Linked DNA regions of Homo sapiens: region 2 is linked to region 1. Evidence: chromatin loops called from intact Hi-C (ENCODE). Cell type or tissue: heart right ventricle. All regions are shown on one strand. Links, peaks and the distances in the headings refer to the core of each region. The heading gives the core; the rest is flanking DNA.

What was found. Peaks named below come from ENCODE experiments on the same cell type or tissue, not always from the same donor. Only the 100,000 strongest peaks of a DNase experiment are listed, where the experiment ranks them.
Region 2: a loop joins it to region 1, with 5 times the contacts of the local background. A loop is called at or near these places in 7 of 110 quality-filtered maps.

Annotation. Positions count from the first base shown.
Region 1 is chr21:43,936,775-43,942,140 of GRCh38, forward strand. The region is part of intron 2 of AGPAT3 (1-acylglycerol-3-phosphate O-acyltransferase 3); the gene reads left to right. Among named protein-coding and RNA genes, the nearest start is that of TRAPPC10, 73 kb to the right of the region's middle. RefSeq lists enhancers at 1,321-1,370, 1,649-2,549, 1,907-2,306, 2,550-3,448 and a silencer at 3,988-4,159. In heart right ventricle, for the core only: a CTCF peak has its summit at 2,468 (motif pointing right); a DNase peak (open chromatin) is centred at 2,447; H3K4me3 peaks cover 595 bases; H3K27ac peaks cover 1,132 bases.
Region 2 is chr21:43,992,155-43,997,520 of GRCh38, forward strand. LOC105372829 (a long non-coding RNA gene) reads left to right here and starts at 1,374. Exons shown (of 3, transcript XR_937781.3): 1 at 1,374-1,760; 2 at 4,246-4,314; 3 at 4,693-5,357. It also overlaps the pseudogene RNU6-1150P. In heart right ventricle, for the core only: no CTCF peak of the experiment used is centred there; no DNase peak of the experiment used is centred there.

The sequences.
Region 1 (5,366 bases), core at 82-5,081:
GCCTGGCTCTCCCGTGTCAGCTCCGCCTAAAGCGGCTCCCAGGCCTCTGTGCCTCAGCGAAAAGGGCTTCCCTGTGTATTTGCAACTGCACGGCCTGTTTCCTTGCCCTAAAATTTGTTAAAATCTTCAAGATGTGAACAAGCTTTTTTCCTCTTAAAAAAATGACATATTTAGAAGTAGGCTGTGGGTCCCTGGGATGCTGGTTCCCCCAAGTATTTTTCTCTAATAGAAATCTTTGGTTTTGTTTTTAAAAGGAATTCTCCATTCACGTACTGTTCTGAATGGTAGCCATGTTTGCTTTAAGATAAAAGAACACCCCGCCTGCAAACCTGAGTGGGGCTGGCACTCCTGGGTGGGGGAACGTTGACCCTGTGGCTTCCTGTGGCCCTGGAGAAAACTCAGGCTTGCTGTTATCACAGGGGTACCCATGAGTGACTTTTGGATTTTGGGAAATGCAAAGCATGTAGATAAGAAGTTGGTCCCTAGATATGTGTGAGTCCCAAAGGCCCACTGGGTGGGGCGCTGGTGAATTGAGCTGAAAGTAGCAGAATCTGCCTTGAGCTGACCTAGGTGGGAAGCCCCAGGGGTCAGCTCCTCTACGCTGGCCTTTGCTTGGCTTGGCGGAGGCGCGCAAGGCCCCTGACTATATCTGTTCCTCCTCTGGGCCACCCTCTAGGTTGCTTTCCACTGCAGGCCTGTCTCCTTGAGGTGACATCGTGGCTGCCTCTGCACCAGCCATCACAACTTGATACAGATAAGTCTGATGTCAGGAAAAGGGAGTTTTTTTTGTTTTGTTTTGTTTTTCTGGAGACAGGGTCTCCCTCTGTCACTAAGGCTTAAGTGCAGTGGCGCAATCGTGGCTCACTGCAGCCTTGAACTCCTGTGTTCAGGTGATCCTCCTGCCTCCGAAAGTGCTGGAATTACAGGCGTGAGCCACCATGCCTGGACAGGAAAAGGGAAATTTCTTTTTGCAACCTTTTGTCAGGGGCTGAAACCTTTCTGGAAGCTCCAAAAGACTCCTTTCTCTCTCTCATTAACTATCTCTAAGGCAGTCATTAGGACGCATCCCATGAAACCAGATGACTTCTGCATAGCCATTGCCTTCTATACCTCAGGCAGGTTCTTGTTAGAAGAAGTGCCAGGCAGAGGTTGTGTGGGCAGCCAGTCATATTTGCATATTTTGGGGTGACTGTGCAGACAGTGCTGGACCAAGGAAGTTGTCTGGGTCCTCGCTGCAGAGGGAGGAGGAAGCAGCTCACACGCTTGCTGTTGTCTGGTGGGAGGGCTGCATTTCTCCTCTCTCCCCCACTTTCTCTCTCTCTCTCTCTCTCACACACACACAGACACACACACACACACACACACACTCACACTCACTGTTGGGTTTCTTGGGCTGCTAACAGGATTAAATGAATGTCTTGGTTCCATGATGTGCATGTTACGCTAGAGAGCTAAGTTAGTTAACATCGCTCATTGGGATAGAAGGAACGTACTGAGGAACGTACTGAGGATTAGAAGTCAGAATTCTTGAATCTGCAAATCTTTTTTTTTTTTTTTTTTTTTTTTTGAGACAGAGTCTTGCTCTTGTTGCCCAGGCTGGAGTGCTCACTGTAACCTCTGCCTCCCGAGTTCAAGCGATTCTCCTGCCTCAGCCTCCTGAGAAGCTGGGATTACAGGCATGCTAATTTTTTGTATTTTTAATAGAGACAGGGTTTCACCATGTTGGCCAGGCTGGTCTCAAACTCCTGACCTCAGGTGATCCACCAGCCTCGGCCTCCCACAGTGCTGGGATTACAGGTGTGAGCCACCGTGCCCGGCCTGCAAATCTTCTATTTTGTTCAGACACTAACTCCAGCCCTATAAATAGTCATCCAATACTTCCAGTAAATGGTGCGCCTCATATTGATCTGCCTGGTTGCCTTACCGTGTTTGTTACATTGCTGTGTAACGAGTTACCCACAAACTTAGCAGCGAAAACAGCAGACATCTATTATCTCACACAGCTGCGGAGGGTCAGGAATCCAGGAGTGGCTTAGCGGGCGATTCTGGGTGTCACGTGGAGTCACATGGGGTCAATGTGTTGGCCGGGGATGCAGTCACCTGAAGCCTTGTGGGGGGAAGGAGGGGCTCCCCCAGGCCTGGGAAGGCTGCGGCTGCCCCATCACGCTCTCTCCTCCACCAGGTTCACAGGTTCACAGAAGTAAAGGCTGAGCATGTCAGGACTGAGCTGAGCGGTTCCCACCTCTCAGTCCACAGTTTCCCACAGAGCACGCAGGGGCCGCACCAGGGCTGGGACGGGGCTGCGACCAGGCTAGGGGAGCATCCTGGGCAAACCCTGCTGGGGACAGGTTCGTTGTGTCTGATGCCGTGGGAGATGCACGAGCAGTGACTTTCACTTTATCCCACTGTGGCCCCGTGACCCTGAGCGAGAATGCACTGGCCGGGCCTCCAGGGGGCGCTCCCTTAGGAACACCCCATCCCCGTCCCCGTGTGCTGTCGAGGGCCTCTAGCGGGCGCTCCCTTGATAACACCCCACCCCCGTCGCTGTTGTTGTCGGGGGCCTCCCGCGCCCCAGGAGGTTTCCCAGGGCGATGCTCTGGTCCCTGGGTCCTTTGATCTCATCTCCCTAGTTTAGCCTTTGAACTCCATTTCAGATTGAGAGGTTTCAGGCTGGAGTGACATGGAGGGACGTGCCTGACTTCTGGAGGATAAGAGGCGGCCCACCCCACAGCTCTTCCAGCGTGGGAGCTCTGAACATGGGACCCGGAGCACCACCGTTTAGCAAACCTTGCTGCAGTTTGGAGAGAGTGTCGCGGGCGCCTGGCCTGTCCGGCAGGCTGGGTGGCTGTTCTCTGTTGAGCCCACAGCCATGCCCCACATGCAGGACGTTTGCCTATCACTTGGAGGCCTTTCAGGGATCTTGCTAGCCCACGGCTGAGCACAGGGTAGACCTCACCAACTCACCCACAACCTGGCCCCTTGACACACTGGTGCTGTGAGGAGGAAGATGTGGGCACTCTTAGGTCCCTGGTCCTAGGGGTCTGTGCTGGGGTGGGGCTCGTTGACCTGCATCCTGGCTGGCCCTGTGACTCTGCCTGTTTACAGTGAGCAGCTCCTGGCCAAAAGCTGCTTATTGGATTAGCCGGTGCCCCGACGGCAGAGCCCGCAGCTGTGCGCAGGAGGACGAACCTGTGTGTATGTCCTGCTTCAGCGCGCTCCTGGGGTCCCTTGAGTTGGTCTCTGTGACTAGAAGGACAGTGCTGGCCACGCAGGTGGCACCCTGGGGGTGCCCAGCACCCACTTCCTGCTGAGCAGATGCTCTGGGTGGCAACGGCCCCTGCCAAGCCTGGGCAGCTCAGGCCAGGTCCTAATCCCTCCGCTTGAGCTCGGCTCCTCACCCTTTGGCCAGGCTGACACCTGCTCCCCGCAGGTCCTTCTCGCCGGCTTCAGGCAGCACAGGACCGAGGGCTGAAGATGCTGAGCAGCTACCCGGCCTGCCTCTTCTCAGGGATCTGTGTGGCCCTGCTGGCGGTGGCTTTGGCCTATTACTTCTACTGGTGAGTGAGGCCGGGGCCCGGGGGCCTGGGCAGTCCTGGGGGCCTTTACTGTGTGCTCCCCTCCTCTTCCAGCCCTGGACCGTTCTCTGCATGTCAACAAACCCTGCCTAGCCCTTTGCAGGGGAACTCCTGGGAGGTAGGGAAGCAGGGGATGGCAGGAACTCATTCTGATCCCTCCTGGGGTCCTTGGGCAGCTCTCCCATCCTTCTGCAAAGGGGTTTTTGTTCAGAACATTCCTGAAGGAGCTGAGCGGTTTCATACCATCTGGGCGGTGTTTGTAGATGCCTGGCATGTCCTGGGACGGACAAGTGCCTGATGTATGGGCACAGACTCCCACTGCCCCCCAAGGCAGGTGCTGTAGGATGGCTGATTTACATGGTGATCTGCACCCTGAGCAGAAAATGCGTAGTTACCATCAAAGTGGCGCTGCTCTGTCACACCCATTGCCTGATGGGCTGGTTTATGGTGATCGCAGGCGATTTCCCAGCTGCCCTTGACCAGAGTCCGTGCCGGCTCTTACTGCAGAAGCCGAGAATCAGCAGGTGTCACAGATCACGCTGGCCTAGGATTTCAGAGACTCGGTCCCAACCCCGCTGTGTCTCCGGGCTGGGATTAGATGGGGTGTTTGTGCTCCAGGCCTCCAGTGCTCGTTGGTAAAACGGGACACTGATGCCGCCTGCTGTTTCTGCAGAGGGTCAAAGGGCACAAGATGCGTGCCAGCCTCTGTCCATGGGGTGTGTGATGATGGTACCAGGTGGTGCAGGGGGCAGCTGGGGGGACCCAAAAACCCCAAGTCTGGGTGCCAACTTTATTTTCTAGAGCCGGAGAACGAGGTGATTTCCTAGGAAGAGACCACAGCTCCCCTGGAGGTTCCACGCTAGACTGTGTTTGTTTTTCTTGGTGCACACTTGGCCAGGAGCTGCTTCTCTCTGATCTGGAAGCTTTCTCTTCTATAGATCCGATTAATGCACTTCCATTGCTAACAGCGGGGAGGGTCACTGCAGGTGACACAGGCAGGAGGATGCCCAGTCTTCCCCATGACTCAGTTTATGTAAAAACGATCAATACTATTTACAAAGAGGTTTACCCAGAGCCAAAAGACAGAATCCTAAGGCTGAGGCAGGAGGATCCCTTGAGCTCAGGAGGTCAAGGCCACAGTGAGCTGTGATTACGCCACTGCACTCCAGCCTGGGCAACAGAGCGAGACCCCATCTCTAAAAAACAAACAGAACCTAAGTGTGGAATTTAGGAGACAAATTAGCTTGGGATTTGGGGCCTCTGAGAGTTTGAGCAAGGGGGTCGGTCATTGGTGAGGGTTCCAAAACCCCAGGAGCAACCGCTCACTCATCCTCAACCTGGGGCTACCGCGAGTGTGACGGGGGCCATGTATACAGGGCAGGCTGGCCCCAGCGAGCGGGCGACTCTGGCAGCTTCCACGGACCGTTCCTGGCGCCTGGGCGGAGAAAGGGTATCAAATCATTTCCTGGGATTCGTGGCTGAGCTATGCAGTTTCACAAATGCTCAAAATGATGAAAGACCTATTAGGTGTTGGGAAAAGAGCGCCTCTGTCTGGGAAGAGTGCCGCATTGCGCCTGAGCAGCTGCTCGTAATTGGCTTATGCCAAGCCTCTCAGCTTCAGCCTGCTGACCAGGTGGCAGGGGACTGGCTGTGCCACCTCCTCACCCACAGCGTTTCCAAGGATGTGCATTTCTCCTTTGCCCTCAGGTCTTCAGTAAGTTAGCTGTGGAATTCGAGGCCTCAAGTGGTGGCCTGCGCCGTGGCAGCGTACCCACAGGTGCCATTTAGTGG
Region 2 (5,366 bases), core at 292-5,291, 56 kb after region 1:
AACCCCTGCAAGATCTAAGGACATCCAGGGGACAGACATCGTGAGCATGGGGTTCGGCTCCCATGTGCCTCTTGTCATGGAGGGACTTGAAGTCCTGAGCTATGCCAGAGGTCAGAGGACCTAGAAGGACCCACGGCATGTCTGTCCTGGGTGCCTGCAGAGCTGGGTGGGCCTTGCCCGCAGTGTGTCCGGGAAGGGGCTGCAGAACTGGGTGGGCCTTGCCCGCAGTGTGTCTGGGAAGGGGCTGTACACCTGTCCCCATGGCTTCCCTTCAGCTTCTCTGCGATTCTCAGTCGCCCGTCGGGACCAGAAGGGATTCTAGAGCATACTTTCCCCTCAAGCAGTTGTTTGTTTGTTTGTTTTTTGGAGACAGAATCTCGCTCTGTCTCCCAGGCTGGAGTGCAGTGGCGTGATCTCAGCTCACTGCAACCTCCGCCTCTTGGGTTCAAGCGATTCTTCTGCCTCAGCCTCCCAAGTAGCTAGGATTACAGGCACGCACCACCATGCCCGGGTAATTTTTTTTTTTAGTAGAGACGGGGGTTTCACCATGTTGGCCAGGCTGGTCTCGAACTCCTGACCCCTCAGGTGATCCACCCACCTCGGCCTTCCAAAGCGCTGGGATTACAGGCGTGGTCACCGTGCCTGGCTCAAGCAGCTTTTAAATGCAGGACTTCCGCCCCCGAAATTCCAACTCACACAGCTGTAATTACATGGTCAGTTCCACCTGCCCAGGACTTTATACGAAACCTGACCCCCCTCGGCCGGGCGCGGTGGCTCATGCCTGTAATCCCAGCACTTTGGGAGGCCAAGGAGGGTGGATCACGAGGTCAGGAGATTGAGACCATCCTGGCTAACACGGTGAAATCCCGTCTCTACTAAAAATACAAAAAATTAGCCGGGCGTGGTGGCAGGCGCCTGTAGTCCCAGCTACTTGGGAGGCTGAGGCAGGAGAATGGTGTGAATGCGGGAGGCGGAGCTTGCAGTGAGCCGAGATAGCGCCACTGCACCCCGGCCTGGGCGAAAGAGTGAGACTCCGTCTCAAAAAAAAAGAAACCTGACCCCCCTCAGGCTGGTCCAAAGCCATCGGATGTACCCTCTCCTCAGAACAAACAGGAAGGTGGCTGCCACTTCCAGCGGCTTCACGGCAGAGCTTGTGCAATCGCAGGACACAGCCTGGATGGCCGAAGACAGCAGGGCAGCTGTGAACGGTCTATGCCATGTCTCCTGCCCAAACCCTTTTCTGCTGCTCCCAACCAGAAAATAAGGATGGAGACAGCCTGCAGCCCCTCCTTTGCCAGTGAAAGATCTGGTGGGGAGGCGTGGGGTCTCTGGGGGTCGGGGGGACAGGTATGACGATGCTGGTGCCCATCTCTCTGGGGCATTCCGCCCCCTTTGGACTTCATTGTCCCTGCTGTGTCACCAGGGGCCCTGCCACACCCTGCCTCCGAGTGTGTGGGGTCTGTACCTGCTTTGCCCCCACTGGCCGCTTTCTCCAGGACAGCCATGAACATCTCCAGTGTCCTCGGAGCAAGGAAGGAATGCTTCCTGGAGCAGAAGTGGCCACAATGACGCTAGGTCAGCAGATGGCCGCAGAGGCCTGGGCAGTGACCGGTCGGAGAACAAAGCCTGAGGTGTTCCCAGGCCGGTTTCCACGGGAGTCTTGGCAGTGACCCGTGCACGGAGGAGACGCGTGCCTTCCTGGCCCCCCAGTTTGGATTCCTGGTGCCTCTAAGGTCTGCTGATGGCAGAGCTGCACCCGGGTGAGCACAACCCAGGATGGGGTAGGGGGTGGCTCTTCACATTCCCTGTCCTCAGTGACAGAAACTCACTTTTATTATCCTAAACTCTGTTTTTGCTTAGAATTTGGGGCAACTTGCCCTGAAATAACCCTTCCCTTGTCCTTGGGATGAGGGGACTCTGTCCTCAGGGCATAATCATGTAGAAATAGGTCATCCTGCAGGTCCCCCCAGGAAATTCCTGAGAGGAAAGAGGGAACCCACTTTGAGCTGCCTGGGTCATTCCTCCAGCACGTCCCCTCCCAGCCCCAGCCTGCGCTGGAGACTGGTCTGAGTTCAAAGGCCGCGCCTTCTTCAGAGAACAGCCACTGCTGGCAGAGTCAGGCGTCCCATCCCCTCCAAGACAGCTGGGTTCCCTGGGGCTGTGGGAAGGCGGGTGTGGGGAGATGACCAGCGGTTTCTGGTCCTGTGTGCCCAGCCCCTATCAGCCCACAGAGCCTCACCGTGGTGTCTCCCCTGCCCACCAGCACACGGAGGGAGCAGGAAGGGATGCCTGCCAGAGGCTTCGCCCTTAGTCGGGGAAGGAAGTGATCCCATTCCATCTTCTGGTCCGAAGCCTTTTCCTTCTTCAGGGTGGGCCTGTCCACACCCGCCCCCGAGGTGGCTCTTCCGTCTCTCCCGCAGGTGCAGGTGGGACCCACAGGCTGCAGAGTCAGACCTGAGGGAAAATCCCGACTTCAGAAGTCATTTCTCAGCCTCCTCATCAGAAAATGAAAACCCAAACCAAAAGCTCCCCAGAAGGCTGAGGGAAAGGAGCCGGGCTCCCATCCGACAACTCACTGGGCCATAAGCACAACCTGGGGTGTGGGGAGAAGCCACAGCTCTGCCCTGGGGGTCTCCAGGGTACCTGGGCCAGAAGCCTGCAGTGGCGGCCCGGACAGTGGGGGCCCAGGCAGCGGTTCACGAGGAGACCTTGGATGAGAGCTTGTCCCTTCCTTTCTGCAGCAGCCACTAAGGAAGGCGCAGAGGGACTGGGTATGGTGGCTGACACCTGTAATCCCAGCACTTTCGGACGCTGAGGCAGGAGGATCTCCTGAGGCCAGGAGTTCAAGACCAGCCTGGGCAACATGGTGAAACCCTGTCTCTACAAAAATAAAAAAATTGGCTGGGCACAGTGCCTAATGCCTGTAATCCCAGCACTTTGGGAAGCTGAGGCAGGTGGATCACCTGAGGTCAGGAGTTCGAGACCAGCCTGACCAACATGGAGAAACCCTGTCTCTATTAAAAATGCAAAATCGGCCAGGCATGGTGGCACATGCCTGTAATCCCAGCTAATTGGGAGGCTGAGGCAGGAGAATCGCTTGAACCCGGGAGGCAGGGGTTGCGGTGAGCCAAGATCGTGCCACTGCACTCCAGCCTGGGCAACAAGAGCGAAACTCTGTCTCAAAAAAAAAAAAAAAAAAATTAGCCTGGCATGGTTGTGCATACCTGTAGTCCCAGCTACTCGGGAGGATGAAGTGAGAGGATCGCTTGAGCCCAGGAGTTCAAGGCTGCATGAACCACAAATGTGCCACTGTACCCCAGCCCACACAATGGAGTGAGACCCTGTCTTAAAATAAGAATAGCAATAACAATAAAAAGGAACAGAGACAAAGCCACACGGTGCTCTCTGACTGCCGAGTCCCAGGACTTGGTACAAAATTGCGAGGGATCTTTGAAACTCCCAACAGCAGCCCACATGCTACCCGATGAGGAAGCCGGGGACCAGACCAAGGACACTGACCATGCCCAAGCCGGGGACCAGACCAAGGACACTGACCATGCCCAAGCCAGGGACCAGACCAAGGACACTGACCATGCCCAAGCCGTCCAGCTAGTTCAGAGTCAAGTGGAAATAACCAGGGCGGGAGCACAGAGAGCCACATCCCAGTGGCTCCAGATCCTGGTGTCGGACAGCTGGGTGCTTGGGGAACTGCCGTTCATTCACAGGGCTTTGCGGCTGAGCTCAGAACTTGATCTTGACTTTGATGGGTGGAAGGAATGTGAGTGCCTGGATTAAAGCGGATTGTCACGTAGGCCACAGGATTCACGTGGGTAGAGACCCCTGGGCAGCAAGGAGCAGCCTCCAGCCCAAGTTAAGGCGTGGAGACAGTGAGCTGGGCGTGCCATCCGCGTGTGCCATCCTCAAAACCCAGCAAGTGCTCCCTCCTGACCTCAAGTGATCCACTCGCTTCGGCCTCCCAAAATGCTGGGATTACAGGCGTGAGCCACTAACTACCCTCAGCAAGGTTTCCAGTTTTTTGATGTATGCATTTATTGTTATTAACTTACCTCTTAATGCGTCTACTGTGTCCCAGAAGTTTTGGCACATTGTGTTTCTATTTTTGTTTGTTTCAAGGAATTTAATATTTTTAAAAGTTTTTTCATTGTTAAAAATATGGATCACTTCATGAATTTGCACGTTTCCTTGCAGGGGTCATGCTAATCTTCTCTATCATTTCCACTTTAGGATATTGCCACGGTTTCTACAGGACTGAACAAAGGGGGACCAACGCAGAAATGAAAACTTAAAACAAAAGTAAGTATTTTAAAGGAAGGGGCCAGGGGAAGAAGAAGAGCACTCGCAGCTTCCGGTGAGCATGAACAGCACCTGAGCTTCCACAGCCCTTCCTATTTGTTGAGTAGAATGAGCAGGGAGGAGGAGGTAATGATTGCTCAGCTGCTTAATTGATCACAGGTGCATATTATTACTAACAGCCTTCAGATGTGCCCTGTAGCTAATCACAAGAAACACTTGTGCCTGGGTCGTGACTGCCTCAGTATTCCTTCTGGGCGGCAGAAGCAGTTTGTCAGTTTACCAGTTTGCCAACGTTCTGCTTTTCTGAGAACAGTTTGCTGTTTACCCACATACCCTCCAGTGGTATACTGAGTTGATCACCACCCTCACTTTCTGCAGCAGCCACTAAGGAAGGCGCAGAGGGACTTCCTTTCGGCCTGCAACAGTATCTGTGCTGCCCAAGTGAGTATGGAATTTTAAATTTTCATTCTTAGTCTCTTCCTTCATCCACTGGTCATTCAGGAGCATGTTGTTTAATTTCCATGTATTTGTACAGTTTCAAATGTTCCTCTTGTTATTGCTTTCTGGTTTTGTTGCACTGTGGTCAGATAAGATACCTGGTATCATTTTGATTTTTAAAACATTGTAGAGACATGTTTTGTGTCTTAACATATTGTCAATCCTGGAGAATCTCCCATGTGCTGATGAAAAGAATGTATTTTTCAGCTGTTGAGTGAAACGTTCTGTAAAGGTCTGTCAGGTCCATTTGGTCTACGGTGTAGTTTCAATCCAATGTTTCTTTGTTAATCTTCTATCTAGATGATCTTTTTAATGCTGAGAGAGGGGTTTTAGAGTCCAACTATTATTCTATTGGGGTCTATCTCTCCCTTTAGATCTATTAATAATAATATTTGCTTTATATACCTGGGTACCCTGGTGTTGGGTGCATATATATTTTTAAGTGTTATATTCCCTTGCCAAATTAACCCCCTTATTATTATACAGCGTCTTTGTCTCTTTTTATAGCTTTTGAAGTCTGTTTTGTCTAATATAAGTACAGTTACTCCTGCTCA